2 separate regions of the Mus musculus genome follow, and region 2 is linked to region 1. A link is a loop called in an ENCODE intact Hi-C map of the cell type or tissue named here. Cell type or tissue: gastrocnemius. All regions are shown on one strand. Each heading gives the region's core, and the rest is flanking DNA. Links, peaks and the distances in the headings are about the cores only. Region 1 has its middle 53 kb from the start of Gm35894. Region 2 holds the start of Nr2f2 (nuclear receptor subfamily 2, group F, member 2).

Evidence for each region. Peaks named below come from ENCODE experiments on the same cell type or tissue, not always from the same donor. Only the 100,000 strongest peaks of a DNase experiment are listed, where the experiment ranks them.
Region 2: it touches region 1 in a loop (4-fold over the local background); 2 of 42 quality-filtered maps call a loop at or near these places.

The regions. Positions count from the first base shown.
Region 1 is chr7:70,636,007-70,645,668 of GRCm38, forward strand. No RefSeq gene overlaps it. Among named protein-coding and RNA genes, the nearest start is that of Gm35894, 53 kb to the left of the region's middle. In gastrocnemius, for the core only: no CTCF peak of the experiment used is centred there; a DNase peak (open chromatin) is centred at 5,372; H3K27ac peaks cover 1,159 bases.
Region 2 is chr7:70,353,582-70,363,243 of GRCm38, forward strand. Nr2f2 (nuclear receptor subfamily 2, group F, member 2) reads right to left here and starts at 7,012. Exons shown (of 3, transcript NM_009697.3): 1 at 6,307-7,012; 2 at 4,182-4,709; 3 at 1-1,350. The coding sequence starts at 6,748. The coding sequence ends at 1,076. In gastrocnemius, for the core only: no CTCF peak of the experiment used is centred there; DNase peaks (open chromatin) are centred at 4,337, 4,681, 4,823, 5,449 and 5 more places; H3K4me3 peaks cover 8,000 bases; H3K27ac peaks cover 7,918 bases.

The DNA of each region.
Region 1 (9,662 bases), core at 1,144-9,143:
CAGAGACTGTGGAAGAGGAGGGTGGTTTTATACATCTTGAGCTAACACAGGGGATAGGGTGAAAACATTTTTTTACAACCAACCAATTCTCCATGTCAAACTAGTTTCCATTTCCATAAAATACATTTTTACTGTATGCAAAAAGGAATAATCTGTTAAAAGAGGGAAAATATCCCAAAGAAAAAAAGTCTACCCACACTAACCTAAAGGACCTAAGAAGCACCAAGCCTTGCTGTGGGTGAGCGCTCGCATAACAACAAAATGGTTGATTTACACTTTTTATCTAATTAAGGACAAAGGTTTTATATATATATATATATATGTGTGTGTGTGTGTGTGTGTGTGTGTGTGTGTGTGTGTATATGTGTGTGTGTGTATATATATGTGTGTGTGTATATATACATACATATATATATTTGTGTGTGTGTGTGTATATATATATATGTGTGTGTGTATATATACATACATATATATATTTGTGTGTGTGTGTGTATGTGTGTGCTCCCACATGTATGATCATGTTCACGTGTGAGCCCACACGTGTATGTGCCTATTAAGTCAGAGGTCAACATTGAGTGACTTCCTCGATCTTTCTCCATACTTTTTTCTGAGTCAGGGTTTCTCCCTGAACCTGGAGTTCCCCTATTCAGCTAGACCCTCGTGCCTCTGGGTCTCCAGCACGGATGATATTACAGTAATGCACCTTCATATGTGAGTGTTGGGGGATCTAAATTCAGGCCTTCTTGTCCTCATGGCAAATACTTTGCCGGCCAAACCCCTCTCTTCAGTGCTCGAGGACATTTTAGAATTATGACTAGCTCTGCGATCTTTAACCCAGAGACACACTGACTCAACTCCCTATGCTGGAGGCTCATATCTGACAGCTGTCTTTTAAGGGTGAGACAAATCCCGTATCATTGTGTTTGGTTTGGATGAGATCCACAGAGAAGAAAAGAAAAATGAAACGAAAAATACGAGACATCAAACTGATCTCCATGGCAGCAGTTTTAATTTTCCAAGTTATACAGAAAATAGAGATGCATTCCTGAGAGTTTGGGGAAGCCTTGACTTTCCACATGGTCTTTGTGTGTTTGCAAACTGAGTTATGGAGCTCAGATACTTTAATGACAGTATGCACATCTTTATATTTTTCAATATATAGAATAAATGTATATAAAGTGCACTCTACTGGAAGACAGATAGTTCATAGTTTATTTGTTGCTTTTAAAAACTTTGTTTTTGCCCGTTATTACATTAGAATTTTACTATGCCGACTGTTCCACACTGTCCTGAATGTCCTTTCATTCTCTTGACTATACTTCTTGTAGATTGTTCACATAACATCTTTTGATGTGGCTTCAAAGACCCCTTTTGTAGATGCACAGAGGTCTTATAATTGGTTGACTCCAGTTATCCAGTGTGGGAGGATGACCTTTCACCCCCTACCTCAAAGAACCTTTGGTCTGGAGAGAAAGGTGTCCGAAGCTGGATTTAACATGTGGAGAACGCTTTTCCTGTCCTGTCTACAGTAGTAGGAGGAACTCAAGCATTAGCTCGATGTTAGCATGGCCTCGCTTAAGAAAATACACTTCTCAGAGGGAAAGAAGGCAGCTTACACTGCTCCTCCATCACTGGGTTAAAGTACAAGCCTACAGGTCCTCACCACCGGTTCCAGGCAACTGTTCCAAGGGTGAAAGGGAAGAGGAGATAACAACTGAAAGACGTCAGAAGGTTTAAATCTGTGCCTAAGCTTCTAGCTCTGACACTCAGTCTGGTTGTAACAGTAGGCAAAATGTCAGCCCTGGACTGATTCACCTAGGGTATAGGGCTTGTTAGCTCGATAGGCAGAAAGATACCTGAAGAGCTTGGAAAGCAGTAGAGGAAGTTCTTCTTCCTGAATTAGGTTTAGGTTGGCAAACACATCTCCAATCTCTCCAAAGGGAGTCCATACCCACAAGGGACTTAGTACCCTCTCTCTACCTCCAGTGCTTGACTCTCTATCCTCACAACTTTTGATTTTTATATGTTATATATTTGCCAACGTGCACAAATCATCATTCTGTGTCTGATATTTCTCCACTTACAAAATAATGTTTAAAATCAAAGTTTACACATACTGTGACATTTATCAGAACCCTACACTTTTAAAAACTGGTGAGTAATATTCCATTGTATGGATATGTCATGTTTAAAAAGTTCTTTCATTAGCTGATGGACTTCTTTTGGTGATTTTATGCATATCTTTAGTTTAAATACCTTTTTTAAAATTATAATTGGAGTGGAGAGGAGTTTCTGAGTCATACGGTAATTCTCCTTGGACTCATTCAAGCATTGCAAAACTGCATTGTTTTCTATCCCTGCCAGCAATACAGTAAGGCCAGAGTTTTTTCCCTTCTCGCCAGTGATCATTACCCATTTCTTTTGCTAGTTATCTTGGTATGTGTGAAATAACATCTCATAATAGCTGTGATTTGCATTTCTCTAATGGTTAATGAGGATGACCATCTTTTTACAGGCTTGTTGGCTGTTTATATCATCTCTTTAAAGATATTTTCCAGAAAGTTGTGGTTTTTCCGAAGTGCATATTACATATAAAGTGTGATAGTCATTTTATCCCAGCCTGGCCCGTGGAGAAGCTACACTGGACCCTGAAGCAAACAGCGCAAACTGCCAGGTGCGAATGTCCATGGAGTTACCTCCCCTGCTTCTGGGTTCTACCTGGGTCCCCTCTGTGTCTCTTGACTCCTGGTGCTAAGGTGTACAAAGTCTCTTTGTATGGGGTCAGCACTGTAACCTTTGCAGGGTCAGCACAGGTCTTACACCTCAGATTTGCATCTAACCTGGCTCCCGTGGTCAACAGCTGCAGAAACTAATAACCTGTATTTCCGGTGTGGGCTGTGGTTTCCAAACCTCTGAAACTCTGTTCAGCTGATAGGGGACTTTGAAAACTACTTCCTTGCAGTTCGTTTTCTTACTTCTCCTGTGCCCTTGTCAGTATGGCCTCATGAGATTGTCGTATTACACAAGAAAACACCTATACATCACTAAGCCCCAGGCCCATGCATGCCTAAGTCCTCCCTGGAATGTGCTTTAAAAACAACTCATTTGTTCCTTTGAATGGCATCTACATTGATAACCTGAGGATTCAACCTGGGTCCCCTGATAAATACTGGAGAATATTACTTTCTAGTATCATTAAGGTGCTATTGTTAGAGCCAGGGGTACAGGGAGTGGGACTCTGTACATTCTGACGAGCGTATGCATCAGCAAAATAGTTTATAAAATTTTACTTATATCCATTTCTAGAACTGTGTGTCTATGTGTGAATGAATGTGAGTTTATGTGTGTATATGAGTATGTATAGATGTGTATACATGTGCACATGTGTGTGTATGTGTGTTTGCTTATATATATATGTGTGTGTGTTTGTTTATATGTGTACTTGTATGTGTATCTATGAATATGTATGTGTGTGCATGTGTATATATGTGTGTATGTGCATACATGCGAGTATATGTGTTTCTGTTATAGATGCTTTTATATGTGAGTGTATATTTCTGGGGTTGTGTGTATGGTTTCTGAACTGAAAATTGAACATTCTCATCTACTTCTTATTGGGTAAGTAACATAGATCCGGAACCTGCCACGAAGAATATGTGCTTATTATGTACGTTAATGGCAATTCTGAAAATTGGTTCTATTTATCTTTATTTTACAGCTGAGGCACAATTGACGTCCAGCCATGGTTGGTATCTGAGCCACCTTTCGCACACAATCCTAAGTAAGATAAACTTAGCATCAGACTCTCTGACCTCGGCACTCTTTCCTGCTCCTCCCCCAGCTCCATGGTTGTATCATTAAGATGCCACAGCTACTGAATAGAGTCTGAGCTCAATCCAGGAAACTCCAGCGGTCCAGGAGCAGCAGATACTGTTGGTAGCTCTCTACTGTCTAGGCACACTCCATTCCTTTTCTATGCTCCCTGCTGGCTCTGAAAGGGGGACCTGAGTTTGCTGGAAAAATCTGCAGATGACTCTCCAAGAGTGAGGAAGCATCTACCTGGAAGTGACATACACAGTATCTAACTCTGGAAAAAGTAGACTAGATAGATCGCAAGAGTATTGAAAATTGTCAACCACGTCAAGAACCTTGTACAGAATGAGAAATTCACATCACTAAGCCACATGTAATCATAATGCTGAAGTTAAAATCAATCCAGCCTTAAGTCCTCCAGATAATTAGCTAAACAATTTATATTAATCAGATTTCATTAGCCTGTTTTCCTATATCAATTTCCAAAGAAGGAAAATATATGTTGTCTCTATTTTCTTATCATATGGGCCTATGCTGGAGAAGTACATTTTCCCCTGGGCTGTTTTCTATAACCTCACAGATGATTATTTTTTTATTACTTTTGTTCTTCACTGGCAAATCTACACTTGGATCTCTGTGGCTGTCAGGTGAGAGAACTCTGTTTTTATCACATGAACCTGAAATCCGAGCTCTATCTGGCTACTCAGGGCAGGAATGGATTTGACTTGCCTAGGGTTTTGTTTTATTTTTTTTTTGCCTGTCTTGGCACTTGTTTGTCCTCGTTGTTGTGTTAACTCTAGGCCGTGATGACTCACGCTGATACCTTTGAGAATATAGAAGAAATAAAATGAACATGAAATGTAATGGATGCTGTGACAGAATTTGTGTTCCCTGGAGTTATCTTGAGCACGGAATGTCCCTGGTGTGGCCAGGTTGCCTGTGGTACTTAATGAGCTGGATAAGATGTTTGTGTCATCCAGAAGGGATTGCTGGGTTCAGTTACCTCAGCGATTGAATTTCTTAAGCGTTGGTAGAGTCACACAAGTGAGCAAGTGGTGGAATGTGTGTGTGTGTGCGCACACACACACACACACACACACACACACACACACGCATGCACGCGCGTATTCTGTATGTTCTTATTTGTAACTACTTTTTTTTAAACTGCTCAGTTGGGAGATGGGGTGTGGCTCAATGGTAAAGCATGTGCTTAGCCTATGTAATGTCCTGGGTATTCTCTTTAGCACCAAATTAAAGGACAGTAAGCCAGTCAATCAGTAAGTAAATAAAAAAGCAATTAGGTCCAACTTCAGGAAAAAAAAAGGTGAGGTTTTTTCCAATTTTTTATGTAAATAACCAAGAAATCATATCAGAAATTAGAAAATTTAATTTTTTTGGAAGTAAGTAAACCTAACGTTTGGTTATGTTTGTCAGGCTCTGGGAAGTCAAGTCCTCTGTTTAGCCATCTGGTGAATCCTTGCCATGTCGGAAGGTTAGCCCATAGCAGCTTCGTTAGAGCCGTTCCTTCAAAGCGCATTGCGAATGTTTTGATCTTTCAGGGACCATCTGGGCTTTCACAGGGAAGCCTGACAGTCTGCAAATGAGCATCCTGGTTTCTGTGTGGGCTGCTGTGGGATGGGCCAGCGTGAGCAGAGGGTCTGAGAAACTTCGACTGTGGGTACATAAGAAGCGGGTACTGGGAAACAGGCTGGAGCTGCAGCAGGGCATGAAATGCCAGGGGAACAGAGTAACTCGCTGATTCCTGAGCTGCTCTGACTCCGAGAGGATGGACTCACCGGCTATGAGAATCACTACAGCTAGATGTCAGAAACTGCTGTTCACACATGTCTGTGAAATAAGTGATACACGGAACAACAGTAATCACGAAAGGCTTGTAGACTGCAGTGTGTACAGCCAGGTATTTTTTTTTAAATAGAAATTTTAAGAGCATATTGATAAGACAATTTAAGATATTGTTCTAAGTGTCCCTTTATAGCTCTAATATCTGCATGTTGGCCTACTTATATAACATGTTATTTGTTTACCTTGGATTCCAGGAGTGATATTTATTGACAGGAGACCTGCCAGGGAGTGGGACAGGGGCTCTTTGTGATGGAATCACAGTGGATCGATGTGGCACTGCCCTTCGTTTATCTCTGATGATCACGCCCCCCCCCCCCCAGTTTCCCCTCCCCTCATGACAGTGAACATTTTAAGGCCCTTCTATCGTTCTAGTGGCTGCTTCTAAGTTTATGTATGAAAGTTCGCTGAGGGGCTTAAAAAAAAAAGAAAGTAGACTTCCCAATAGTTGAACACTTGCAGGAGAAAAAAATTCTATTTTGTAGTATTTGTACATTATGCCCACATAGAAAGCTTGAATTTTTACTACTGAGTCTGTTTCTGAAAGGATGTATAAAGTTAGAAAAATACGCTTATAGAGAAATGGAATACAACCCAACCTAACCTAGCCTAACCTAACCTAGCCTAGCCTAGCCTAGCCTAGCCTAGCCTAGCCTTCCCTTCCCTTCCCTTCCCTTCCCTTCCCTTCCCTTCCCTTCCCCTTCCCCTTCCCCTTCCCCCTTCCCTCCCCTTCCCCTTCCCCTTCCCCCTTCCCTCCCCTTCCCCTTCCCCCTTCCCTTCCCTTCCCCTTCCCCCTTCCCTCCCCTTCCCCTTCCCCTTTCCCTTCCCTCCCCTTACCCTTTCCCTCCCCTCCCCCTCCCCGTCCCCCTCCCCCTCCCCGTCCCCCTCCCCCTCCCCGTCCCCCTCCCCCTCCCCCTCCTCTTCCCCTTCCCCTTCCCTTCCCTTCCCTTTCCTTCCTTTCCCTTCTCTTCTTTTACCTTCCCTTCTTTTACCTTCCCTTCTTTTCCCTTCCCTTCTCCCTTCCCTTCTCCCTTGCCTTGCCTTGCCTTCCCCTTTCCCTTTCCCTTCCCCTTCCCCTTCCCCTTCCCCTTCCCCTTCCCCTTCCCCTTCCCCTTCCCCTTCCCTTTCCCTTTCCCTTTCCCTTTCCCTTTCCCTTTCCCTTTCCCTTTCCCTTTCCCTTTCCCTTTCCCTTTCCCTTTCCCTTTCCTTTTCCTTTTGTTCCCACACTGGAGACTGGACCCAAGGGCCTAATGCATTCTATAAAACTACTCTATTACTAAGCCAATCCCATACTTGAGGGTATTAGTGTGTATGTGTGCAAGTGTGCGTGCATTCATGTGTACATGCGTGCATGGTGTGTGTGTGTGTGTGTGTGTGTGTGTTTTCCATGCCCACCTCTGAATTTGAATGTGTCTACTCATGGCTTTGGAGCTTTTGTTTGTATCTCTAGAAATCCCTTTAAAATGAATGAATTAGTTTAACAGTTCCTATCTGAAGCCTGCCAGTTGACAGTGTGGTTTGTGGTGAGTTTGTGGAGGTTTTCTGAGAAAACTCTAAGTGCTGAAAGCAAAACTTTTCACAGCCTGTGGTGCCTCAATGCACTAAGCATGGTTTCCTTTTGTGGTCAGGGTGGTATGGCTCTGGATAATAAATATCCGTAAGATGATTTCTTGAGGTAGACTGGAAGACATTGCTGACACCTTGGATGTGGCTGATTTCACAGCTTGTCCTAGTGGAGCTGGGACATTTGAAGTGTGTGTGTGTGTGTGTGTGTGTGTGTGTGTGTGTGTGTGTGTGAATATCATCCTATAATTATCTGTTAATAGATAAAATATATCTGATCCCCATTTTAAGTAATTCTTGGAGCTCAGTTGAGAATGGGAGCCAACGAGCTGTGCATAGTAACCTTTGTGCCAGCCTTGCTTTCCTTTCTTTACTTTTAAATTATCTTGTGTGTTTCCAACCTTCAGACAAGGAAATCCCACATTATGACTCCCCAGGTAACCCCAAAGGCGCTATTGGAAGTTGAAGAAAGAAGCACGCCCGTAGACGTGCACCCCTATACAGAAACCCACACAGCATGCTCACATTAAACTGTGGGAACTGTTTTCCATTAATGTGTAATCAAGAAGCAGGCAGGCTGTTGACTTTGAAAAATAAAACAAGAAACCAGTTGCTCCCCTCTGTAGCCTTTCCCAATTAGCACGCCCTCCCCCTCACCATGGCCAACCTGTTTGTCAAACTTAGCCGTTCAAGGAGTCCCAGAAGCAGTACCAGATCAGGAGGGGTGGATTTTGGATAATGGGTTAAAATATTCTGAAAGCTTAAGGCTGCCATTGCAAGTGTCCTTTAAGGCATGTTGTAGCAGAAAAGTTAATTCACTTTGCACATGTTGCTGAGCAACAGGTGGTAGGCAACCACAGGGCCTGGGCACATTCCTCCCTGTTCAAACTCTTGGCCCCTGGTATTCTGGGATTTACACTGCCTCCCCCAGGCCCTGACTGACAAGCTAATCGGTGCGCTAGGAAGCACAGAGCTATTGAGGCCACTGTAACAGAACACCACCCTGTCCATGAGACAGCAATGAAATGCTTCAGCGGTGAAGACAGGGAGGCGTTGGACTGTTGAGCAACTGGGAGAAATTTGCTTCTAGGTACTGTAGCCAAATAAAAAGGCTCTGAGGAGAAGCATCTTGAAAAGCCAGTTATTTAAAAAAAAGCTTCCAAGCTGGACTCTGACAGAGTGGAGAAAAATAGTTATAGCTTAGCTGGCCGTATCGAAAAGGCCAAGGCAGGAGGAGGGGATGCAGCTTTCAAAACCATGTTAATCCCTGGAGTCCTTAATTTCTTTCCTTCTACAGGTCTCGTAGTTTAGCAACAAGTGGCCAGGAAGTTAATAATTTCAAACAGTTGAGCTTACCTCAGGCAATGTTTTTCCGCCTTAATTAAAATTTTATTTTCGTAGAAAAAAAAGTATTAGAATGACATTAATATCCATCCATTTTGATGGGATGTATGTGATAACATGAATATTTTATTATTACAACTATTCTGTAGAAGCTCTGAGTCATCCCTCCAGTGCCAATCACTACTTCTTAGTAACAACCTAAGGGTTTCTTTTTGCAGTATTTGAATATGCACCACTCATGAGGCCATGGAGGCCTAATGTTTATCATCTTGCTAATATATGAAAAGGGGATCCAAACACTTTGTCTCAGCATTGGCCCAACAAAGTTACAGTTCTGACAGAAACAGAACCCCCGAAACTCCATGCACTCAAGACGAGTCGTCCCAAGTGTCATCTTAGTTACTCTGGTTAAAAGGTTTAACACTGAAAACCTAAAACAACCAATCAACTGTGCCTTGCAAGGTCATCATAACTGAGGTAGAAATACAAAGGTAGGACTACTATTTACTCTGTTTATAAATCCTCATCTGCCATACAGGTAGGGGTGTGTGTGTGTGTGTGTGTGTGTGTGTGTGTGTGTGCATATCACTTTCTCTGGAGGTGTTTAAAGAGTTAAGCAGTTAGTCTCAGCAGTATATGGAATTCTAATGATCAAATACATCTTCAAAAATGGTTTTCCAACCTAAAACTAGATAGAAAATAACCGTCAATTTTCACCGTTATTCCTCTTTCAGTTTTGTATCTAGAACTGATCACTCTGGCATTGACGTTCTCCTTCAGACTAGTTAGATTAATTTCAATTCCCGTTGTATATTAGAAGGGCACACAAGGACATACTTACAATTTCTCCTTCCTCCTGAAGCTAGTAAGTGGTTGAATAGCAATGTCTGGTCATGGAGATCCCTCTTCCTGCTAATAGGAGTAAAGGCCTGCAACATGAGGCTCACTGAATATTCATTTCCAAAACTGGAGATGTTAGTTGCACTTGTGACATGGAGAATGGAGACCTTCAGTCAGTCTATGACACATTTGTTCTGGAAAGTGTGGTCTACATAGGGCCTTAGGAAAGGTAGAGCTAGGCC
Region 2 (9,662 bases), core at 465-8,464, 280 kb before region 1:
TTTTAAAAACACAAACTGTAAACTCTAAGATACTGAATCAATCACGTTACCTATAAGTGCCAACAGTGTTATTTTGTCATGCTGATTTCAATGGTATTTTTTAAAAAGGGGAAATATCAACAATTATAATACAAAGGGCTTGCAAATATACAAACAGATATAGGATTCATAACAATTCAAGAACTAAGGGGGGGGGACCCAATTCAAATTACAAAAGTTCACTTTTTATTCAAAAACCTCAGCTTGTGTCTTGGACACATTCCTTGGCTGCCAATAAATTCCACAGTTCCTTCTGTTTCTTAAAATATTTTTTTTAAAAAGCTAGGTTTGTCATGGTATGGGGTGGGGGTGGGGAAGCTAAGTGTTGATGTGATTCCCCCAGCTTGCTAATTAGAGTGCTCAACTTTACCTTAAAAAAAAAAAAAAAAAAACAATTTGGCCACCACTTGTAAGTGCATTTCCACCATCTCTGAGTTGCCTTTTAAAGTTTTATGTTTTCCTATGCTATTTTCATGGACTCAGTTTTAATTCTTGCAGAACATATATTTTAATGATACACAGTTTTTAAGAAGCCAAGATTATATCAAAACTTATTATTGAACCACAGAATAAACTGGTTTGGAACCAGAAAAGTTAAAAAAAAAAAAAAAGAACAACTAGAGGTACATAGACACAGGACAATTAATAATTTGGAAAAAAATGACTTACTTTGTCCATTCTGCTAATTTTCTCCCAATCTCCTTAAATGCACTTTTAGCAATATTTTTCAAAAATTTACCAAAAAGAAAAAAAGACTAATTTCCTTTTTATACAAAAATGATAAGTAGCAGGTTGTTCTGCCCAACACAGGAGTTGTTTTCTTTCTTTTTTTTTAATGCATTCTGTAAAAGTTCATTTGGCAGTCTCTCTCTTTCTCTCTCTCCTTTTTGAAATTCACAGTCCATTAAATTCTTCCCCTCTCTTCTTTTTAGCAAACTTGTAACATCCTTTCTTAACAGAAGGAAATTAAGCAAACAAAACCAGTCTTTTGCCTTTTCTTTCTCTGTTTCACTCCCCCTTATTTTGATTGATTTATTTATTGAATTGCCATATATGGCCAGTTAAAACTGCTGCCGGACAGTAACATATCCCGGATGAGGGTTTCGATGGGGGTTTTACCTACCAAACGGACGAAAAACAATTGCTCTATGACTGAGGAGGAGACCGTGCGGAGGGAAGGGAGACGAAGCAAGAGCTTTCCGAACCGTGTTGGCTGGTTGGGGTACTGGCTCCTAACGTACTCTTCCAAAGCACACTGGGACTTTTCCTGCAAGCTTTCCACATGGGCTACATCAGACAGACCACAGGCATCTGGAAGAAAGTTTAAAAAAAATAAAAAAAGGTGGGGAAAGAGGGGGAGAGAGAATTCATCAGATTAAGAGGTTGGAAATGGGTCACCTGAGGTGCCTACAGTGCTCTGTCAAACTGCCCCATCCAGAGTTGGAGAAAATGCTTATACACTAAAAACTTCAAGGGGGAGGAGGGAGGTGACGAAGCTTGAGATGGTCCTGGAGTGTTTACTTTAAAATAAAACACGCTTGGGTGATGCAGGCTTTCATGGCTCCAGTCCTCAGGCTGGGTCATTGGGAGGCCTAAGACAGTGTATTGGTGCAAAGTACCCAGACAAACAGAACCCAACCATCAATACTTCTCCCCCCATCCTCTGAATTTGGCTTATTATACAGTGTGCATGGGGATTGGGGGGGGGGGGAGGCGGTGTGACAACCTGGCCCAGCCTTCAGTAATGGCGTCCAAGACCCTGCCTCAGATTCTCCCCAAAGAGGGCGACTCATTTTTCTCCAGTCTTTGAAACTGATTTAAGTGGCCCTTTAAAACTGATCTTGTCAGTTTAGCCTATTGAAGGTCAGCCATGCAAACTGTGATCTCTCTGTTCATTTGAGCTGTTTCTTTCCCCTCCTTTTCTTCTCTCTCCCTTTTCTCCCACCCCCCTTTATTATTTTTTTTAAGCCCAGGTCTCTGCAAGAAGCATCCCCCCTCCCTGTTATCTTTAGGAAAACACTTCTCTCTCTCTCTCTCTTTCTTTCTTTCTTTCTTTCTTTCTTTCTTTCTTTCTTTCTTTCTTTCTCTCTTTCTTTCTTTTCCTGATATGTGAAATTACAATAAGTGCCATAAGTGCCTTTGAAATGAGAGGCTTCTTGGTGAAGGCAGTTCAGGTTGTGACCTGACCTTTCAGGGCTCCCCAGACAAGACTGGGGTTAAGACATGCATATTGTGAATCATTAAAACAGTCACCACCACCATCAGAACACACATGTATCCTCCTCCACGGTGTCCAGGACTTCATGTGTCTACAGAATGCCTAGGTGACTGTGGTCAGGAATGAAATATCTGTTTGTCTAAGGCTCCTTCCCTCCTGGATAGAACTGTGTGTCTCCCTCTGAATCAGATAACAGGGATCTTTATCTCTTTGTGAGGCCCTCTGCATTCTCCACACAGGCCTCCACGTCTTGCAAACAATAATAAATTAAACTGTTTCGTCATTGCCAGCTATGTCTTCCCTTGAAAGACCAAGGGGGAAAGGGGAAGAATTAACAATGATATCAAGAAATTAACAGCCACCTTCATCATCTGAGAACACAGGCTGAGTATCAGGTTATGTGAAGGGGTGGAGGTGGCAAAGGGAGAGGACTAGCCTGCCACCACATTTTGTGTCAAGTAATCACTCTAGATAGGACAGGCTCATGAGAAGAATAAACCAGATTCAACCTTCTGCATACAGCTCTGGTCTGGCCGGAGTGATGCCCTCTGATTGATTATCTGAGGACTTTGGAAGGCAGAGTTTGGGGTGACCTGGTGTGTGTGTGTGTGTGTGTGTGTGTGTGTGTGTGTGTGAAACACTAACTCTCATATAAGACGGCAGGTTGAGAATGAGTCTGCAGGACATTCAGCTAATGATTTAGTTCTCAGACTTCTTTAAATAATAAAGAAGACACTATGGTCCTCCTATCAGTTTATCCCATAAACTCACAGTCTCTTCCAGCTTTCTGACTATAAGGTTAAAGATCTGGAGTGAGTGACTAGGTACCAGGCCTTGCCAATGTCCAAATGTTTGTTATTCTTAGTCAGGGGCCCCTTTTGCTTCTCACCCATGACAAAAGAATCAGCTGAGAATTTAGTTGTGAGGGGTGGGAGCCATTTCCACCCACCTGGGCTGTGGCTGTACTGAGACTGGAGGCAGCCAAAAGGCTCAGGTGTGGCCCGAAATGGAAAACCAGACACTTTTCAAACATCACTGGGCCTCAAGAGTTAATGAATATCAGATCTGTTACTCACACAGGTTAAACTACATGCAAACTAACTAGATTTCCTAATGCAGTCAATGATGGTTTTATATCTCCAGCAACATTCAGACCCTCAGACCCAGCCCAAGTGGGCACACACTTTGGGTTGCTTCAAAATTGCCTGAAGTGTTTGCCTGAATAGGGGAAGCCAGAGGCCAGCCTTCAACCCCCTGCAGACATTCTGGAATTATGGTAGTCCTTTAGCCTCTCCTGTCCCATTCTGACAGCACCCCCCACCTCCTGACGGTCTGCATTATTTTTAATGAGATTGTGATTTTAAAAATTGCTGCTCTCAGGTTGGAGCTGCCTGGAGCCCCAACTCCTACTGACTTCGCAGGCAAACTTTCTCCCTGCAGGGACAAAGTTTCTCCTACAGAGATGATGCCAGGGCTGCAATATGCCCAGGGCTATTTTCCTGAGGTCCCAGCCAGGGTGCCAAGAAAAAAAAATCCCAGAACTTGAAGAGATTCCCTGGGGGCCAAATAGGCCCAGAGGACCTGGGTTCAGGCAGGAGCAACAGAGTACATTCTAGGTTGGCTATTGCATGAGAGGAAGGGGCCTGAGAGGCCCTAAGGCCCTGTATGTGTGTGTGTGTGTGTGTGTGTGTGTGTGTGTGTGTGTGTGTGTGTGTGTGTGTGTGTGTATGTCTCCATACATAAGGATGCATGGGGAATTCTTCTGCACCCCATGACAAGCCAGCAGATATATCATGTTCCCACCTCAAAGTGCACTCCATACTTTGGTCTTTTAAGAGGCAAGTTGGGCTGGCCATTTTTTTCCCCAAGTCCCTAACTCTGCCCTGGGAGTTCTTGGGTACCTGAGAACAGGTCTCCTTCCTACCTGAGGTGAACAGGACTATGGCCTTGAGGCAGCTATACTCGGCGGAGTCGACGTGCAGTGCCTTGAGCTTCTCCACTTGCTCTTGGAAGATCCGTATGTGGTCCATAAAAGCGACCACCCGGTCGGCTGACATGGGTGAAGCGTGCAGGCCAGCAGCGGCAAGGAGCGGGGCGACATGGAGGGGCATGGAGCACTGGGCCGCATTCAACACGAACAGCTCGCTCCAGGTGAGGCGAAGGAGGGCCACCTGGTCCGTGATCTGCAGGTCAGGGAAGAAGGGGATGTTCCGGGCCCACTCAACGGCGCTGAAGAGCATCCGTGCGGCCAGTTCGCAAATGTTCTCGATGCCCATGATGTTGTTAGGCTGCATGCACTGACTGCCGAAGCGCGACGTGGGGTAGGGCTCCGCGCGCAGCAGCAGGGAAATATATCCGGACAGGTACGAGTGGCAGTTGAGGGGGTCCCCGTTGGTCAGGGCAAACTGCCCGTGGGTAGGCTGGGTAGGAGGCATCCTGCCTCTCTGTACAGCTGCAGGAGGAAAGGAGACACTCCACAGTTAATGATCAGCCTTGGTCCCGCATCCTTCTACAAGACACCAACCTGTCCCAGGCCCAGAACAGCAGGCCTGCTACAAACAGACACAAGAGTCTGCTGCCTGCCGGCCTGGCAACCACTCCTCACAAATCACTTCCCAGGCCAGCTCTGCTCGCCAGAGATCAACACTTGCCTGTGAGGCCCATCTAGGCTTGGTCCGCCGAGGACCCAGAATTGGTCACTTTGAATGGGGTCCCTGGAGCTGTAAGCGAGGTGCAGCATATCCTTAGGGCACCTTTCGTTTCATTTCATTTCTTTCTTTTTAAAAACTGCTAAATAGCTGATATTTCTTATTGATTGGAGAAGGAACGAGACGGGAATGTAGGGGGAGGGTGAGACGCTTTTGCACAAGACATTAAGGTTTACCCCAGATGGCCTGTGGCCACCTCCGAACGACTGTCCCCAAACCTTGTAACCTCAACCCCAGCCCAGGAAGGAAACCCCGGCGAGAGACAGAGTCTTGGTCTGGCGTCTTTGCCTGATCCCTGAGCTCAGCTCGGAGGAGGAGAGACAAGGGAGAAAAGGGCGGAGAGAGAAAGAGTGAGGCCGTCAGAGAGGAGAGGAAGCGGGAGAGAGGCTGGGAGCAGACGTGGGGCGCTTGCGGAGCCCAGACAAGGCCGGTGACGACCGGAGAAAGCCGGCGAGGCTCAGGCACCCGCTGTTATCTGACTCAGGACCGGGAGAGTCGCTCTCGCAGAAACACAAAGAAACCCCGGCATTGGCTCGCTCCAACCCGGAGCCCGCGCCCAGGCGCGGAGCGCGCCATTGGTAGAGCACTGTTCCCGGCTCTGGGATAATTTTATATCACAAAGACCCAACTGGCGCAGAGGGAAAGCAGCGGCCAAAGGCCCCTTGCCCACACTTTCCTACTCCCTACAGTGCTCTCAGGGTTTCAAAAGTGAAAGGAAAAAAAAAGAAAACAAGAGGTATTTTTTTAAAGCAGAATGTTAATCCACGGAGGGGTCACATGAGCTCTGCCCAGGCGGCAGCGTTAATACGGCGAAGTGCATAAAATTGCCATTTGTAATTTGAACCTCCTGTACAAAAGTACAATCTCAGGTTGTTTTTTTTTTTTTCTGAAAAGGTGGGGGTTGGGGAGAGGGGTAAGGAGGAGGGACATATGTTGAACATGCAGGAAAAACAAGGAAAGAGAGAAAGGGAAGAGAGAGGGGGGGGACTTTAAAACAACAACAAACAACCCATTCCTTGCAGAAAGGTGAACTCTAATGAACTCTCAATCAATGCAAAGGAAAGGAAAAGCTGTCCGGAGAGGGAGAAAGAGAGAGAGGGGGAGAGGAAGAAAGAGTGGAGAAGGAAAGTCTACTAAAGCATGCGGACTGTAATGGGGGTGGGGGCTGATCTGGGTTGCAGTGCAGACCCCCACCCCCCTCCCCGGTTCCTAGTACCAAATCCCCTCCGACTGCAACCGGGAGAGCTCGGGGCTTCTGAGTCCTTACCCAGAGCAGGCTAGCCAAACGCACCCAGAGCCCCGGGACCGCGGGCGAAGGGGGAAGAAATGAGAGGCCGATACCTTCCCGTCTCATGCCCACTTTGAGGCACTTTTTGAGGCGGCAGTACTGGCACTGGTTGCGGTGGTGCTGGTCGATGGGACAGTTCCGGTTGGCGCGGCACGTGTAGCTCAGGTTCCTCCGCACGCTGCGCTTGAAGAAGCTCTTGCAGCCCTCGCACGTGAACTGGCCGTAGTGCTTGCCGCTCGACTTGTCCCCGCACACCACGCACTCGATGTGCTGCTGCTGCTGCTGCTTGTCGCTGCCCGGGCCGCCAGGGCCGCCCTGGCCGCCAGCCGCTGTCTGGGCCGGCGTGCTGGCCGGGCCCCCTTGGCCCGGCGTCTGTGGCGTGTGCGGGGCGCCAGGCGGCGGGCCCGGCACGGGCGGCGCCTGCGAGGCCTGGCTGCCCTGAGAGCCGGGCACCTCGTCCTGGGGGTCGCGCCACGTGCTGACTACCATTGCCATATCTATGGGGGCCGCGTCCGGACTTCTGCTCCCCTGGCTGCGGGCGGCGGCGGGGTGGCGGCGGCTCCCGGGTCTCGGGCTCCGGCGCGCCGCCTTTTGTGTGTGCGAGGGTGCGAGAGGGCGCGGGAGGGCGCCCCGGGTGGCTCAGGGCTAGTTGATTTGAGGTTGGTTAGTTTTTCCTTTTTTGTTTTTTTGTTTTTGCTTTTGCAAAGTTTTGTCGATTGCTTGTCTGGCCCGGTGTGTTTGTTTTGTTTGTTTCCCTCGGCTCAGCTTTGTTGGTTTCGGGGGGCTTTCCGTCCAGAGGGGAGGGCAAGGGGACAGGGGAAAGAGAGTGGGAGCAGAACGTGGAGAGAGGGAGGGGAGGGAGAGCTGCAAGTCGATTGTCTGGCTTCAAGACAGAAGTAGGAGGCAAAAAAAAAAAAAAAAAAATCTCTCTAAAGATCTCGCTCGCTCTCACTCTCCCTCCCTCTCTCCCTCTCTGGTTCACTCTCTCGCTCTCAGATCTAGTGTGCAGCGGAGGAGTTGGAGGAGGAGAAGGAGGAGGAGGAAGAGGAGGAGGAGGAAGAGGAGAAGGAGAAGGAGAGGCGACTGTCCGGGGGCCAAGTCCAGGGCAGCCCACAGTCAGCCATTCAGGAAAGCCATCGAAATCAGGAGGACTGGGAGAGCGGAGGCGCCGGGCGCGGGCGCGCCCTGGGAGCCAGGCAGGCCGGGGCGGAGGCCGGCGGCCCGCGGAGTGGCCGGAGCTCTGCCCGGGTCCGGGGGAATCAGCATGAAAGTGGTCCGCGTCCGGCGCTGCGCGGCGTCGTCCTGGCGCTGGGCCGCCGCCGCCTCCTGCCCCGGGCGCCTGGCGCGCGCCGCGCTCGCTCCGGACGCCGCCGCCGCCGCCGCCGCTCTCGGAGGCCGCTCGTTGCTCTCCGCGGGCCGCCCGGGCCGCCGCCGCCGCCGCCGAAGCCTCCGGGTCGGGCCCGGAGCCGCTGCGTCTAGCGCCGCCGCCGCCGGTGGAGTCGCTGCTGCTGCCGCTGCTGCCGCCGCCGGTGGAGCCGCTGCTGCTGCTGCTGCTGCTGCTGCTGCCGCCGCCGCCTCACACACATAGGGAAAGAGTCAACTCGCCGGCGGCGGGGGAGAGATGATAAGAGAGAAAGGAGGGCAGATCAGCACCTAGAAGCGCATCCTTCGTGCGCAGAGGGGGGAGAAACGGAGAGAAAGAATGAAAGAGGGAAGAGCAGCGCGGCACCCGGAGAAAGGAGGCAACTCCGGCAGAGGAGGAGGAGGAGAAGAAAACACACACGCGCGCACGCACGCACACACCGCGGAGAGAAAAGAGCAGAATCAAAGTGATCAAATATGCTAAAAAGGGGGGCGCGGGAGGGAATGCGATTTATAGGCGCCGGGGCTGGCAGAAGTGGCTTCTCCGCGATCAGCTCACTGAGCTCTCTATATAGTGAACTTTGACACGACTGCTGCAACTTAGCGCACGTTGCCATGGCGACGGCGCGCCTTATAAGGCAGCCGCCGGGGTTGGCCTGGCCCGGCGCGCGCGCGCCGCCCCCTCGTCGTCATTGGCCGGAGCGCAGCGGCCCCGCCATGGCGGCAGCGGGAGCAGCCCGGTCCTAGCGCGAGCGGCGTCGAGACAGCCGCACGGGGCGCGCGGGGACGGAGGGGGGCGGGGACGGGTGGCCGCGCGGTCCTGGCCACAGAGAGGGGGATGGGCCCGGGTGGACCCCGGAGCGCGGACCCCGGCCGCCCCGCATCGGGCACAGTGGTTTCCGCCCTGGCGGCAAGACTAGCGCGCGGCGCACACACTACGACTCTTAAAGGCTCCGCAAGGGGTTGAGGATGGAGCCAAAGACTTAGTCTCTCGCAACTTGGCGATGCCTCTAAATGCGCCGCTCGCGGTCCACCCGGGACTCCCGGCGCATTATGTAGAACCCACTATTCCAAAAGACTGAATAATGCTCTCCCCTTCTTTGTAGAGGGGTACGCAGCGGAGGTGGCAAGGTGCCGGGATCTGGGCTTGCAAACCAAAGATTTGGCTAGATCCGAAGGGTGGCAAATCCTTTGCTTAATGAATTCCCATCACTTGCTCGGCTTGGTAGCTCCTTTTTGTTTGTTTGTTTGTTTATAGGAAAAGAAACCGTTCGATATTTGCCTTTTTCTTTGGAGGGCTAATATTTTATAGATTTGTGGCCTGACATTTTAAATGCTCAAATGAAGCATCTCGGATGCTGAGAAACACCAGACTTCACCTCATTGTTATGATGCAATTAAAATAAATTCCTCTCAACTTTATCCTCTCTTATTGGTTTTAGCTAACTGGCCAGCCAGTGACCTGTCACACACCCGGTCATGAAAAGAGGGAGAAAGACCTTTCTGTCCGCTGATGGACAGGCGGAGGCAGCCTCTCAGCCTTGCCTGTGCACACCCTCTGTACACACATGTAAACGCACATGTATCAGATGCACATTTGTCAATGTACCCAGACAAAGACGTCCAAGACGACGCTTCTAGGTCATAGAACAGTTGAATATGGACTTCATTGTTCAAATTCTCTTTAAATACTCATATAGTCATTAAAACACACCCAGCGAGCCTGCTCCAAATGGCAATAATACCAGCATAACTCATAAGAGCCACAAACACGCCATAGTCTACCTCAGCCACTGCAGGAAAAACAAACAAACCCTACTGTCCGTGTCATTCATCTCAAGACGCTCAAACCAATGATATTGATGTATCTTTGACTTTGTGCCTCAGTTTTAACCATAAAGCATATATAGTTCTATAACCAACCTCCAGGACACATTATATTCTACTGACTAAACTTGCTGTTTGATTTAGACCCGCTAGTTGATTGTGAGAATTCCATAATTGTATGAGAAATTTGTTTTTAATAGGGAATACTTTGAACCAAGAC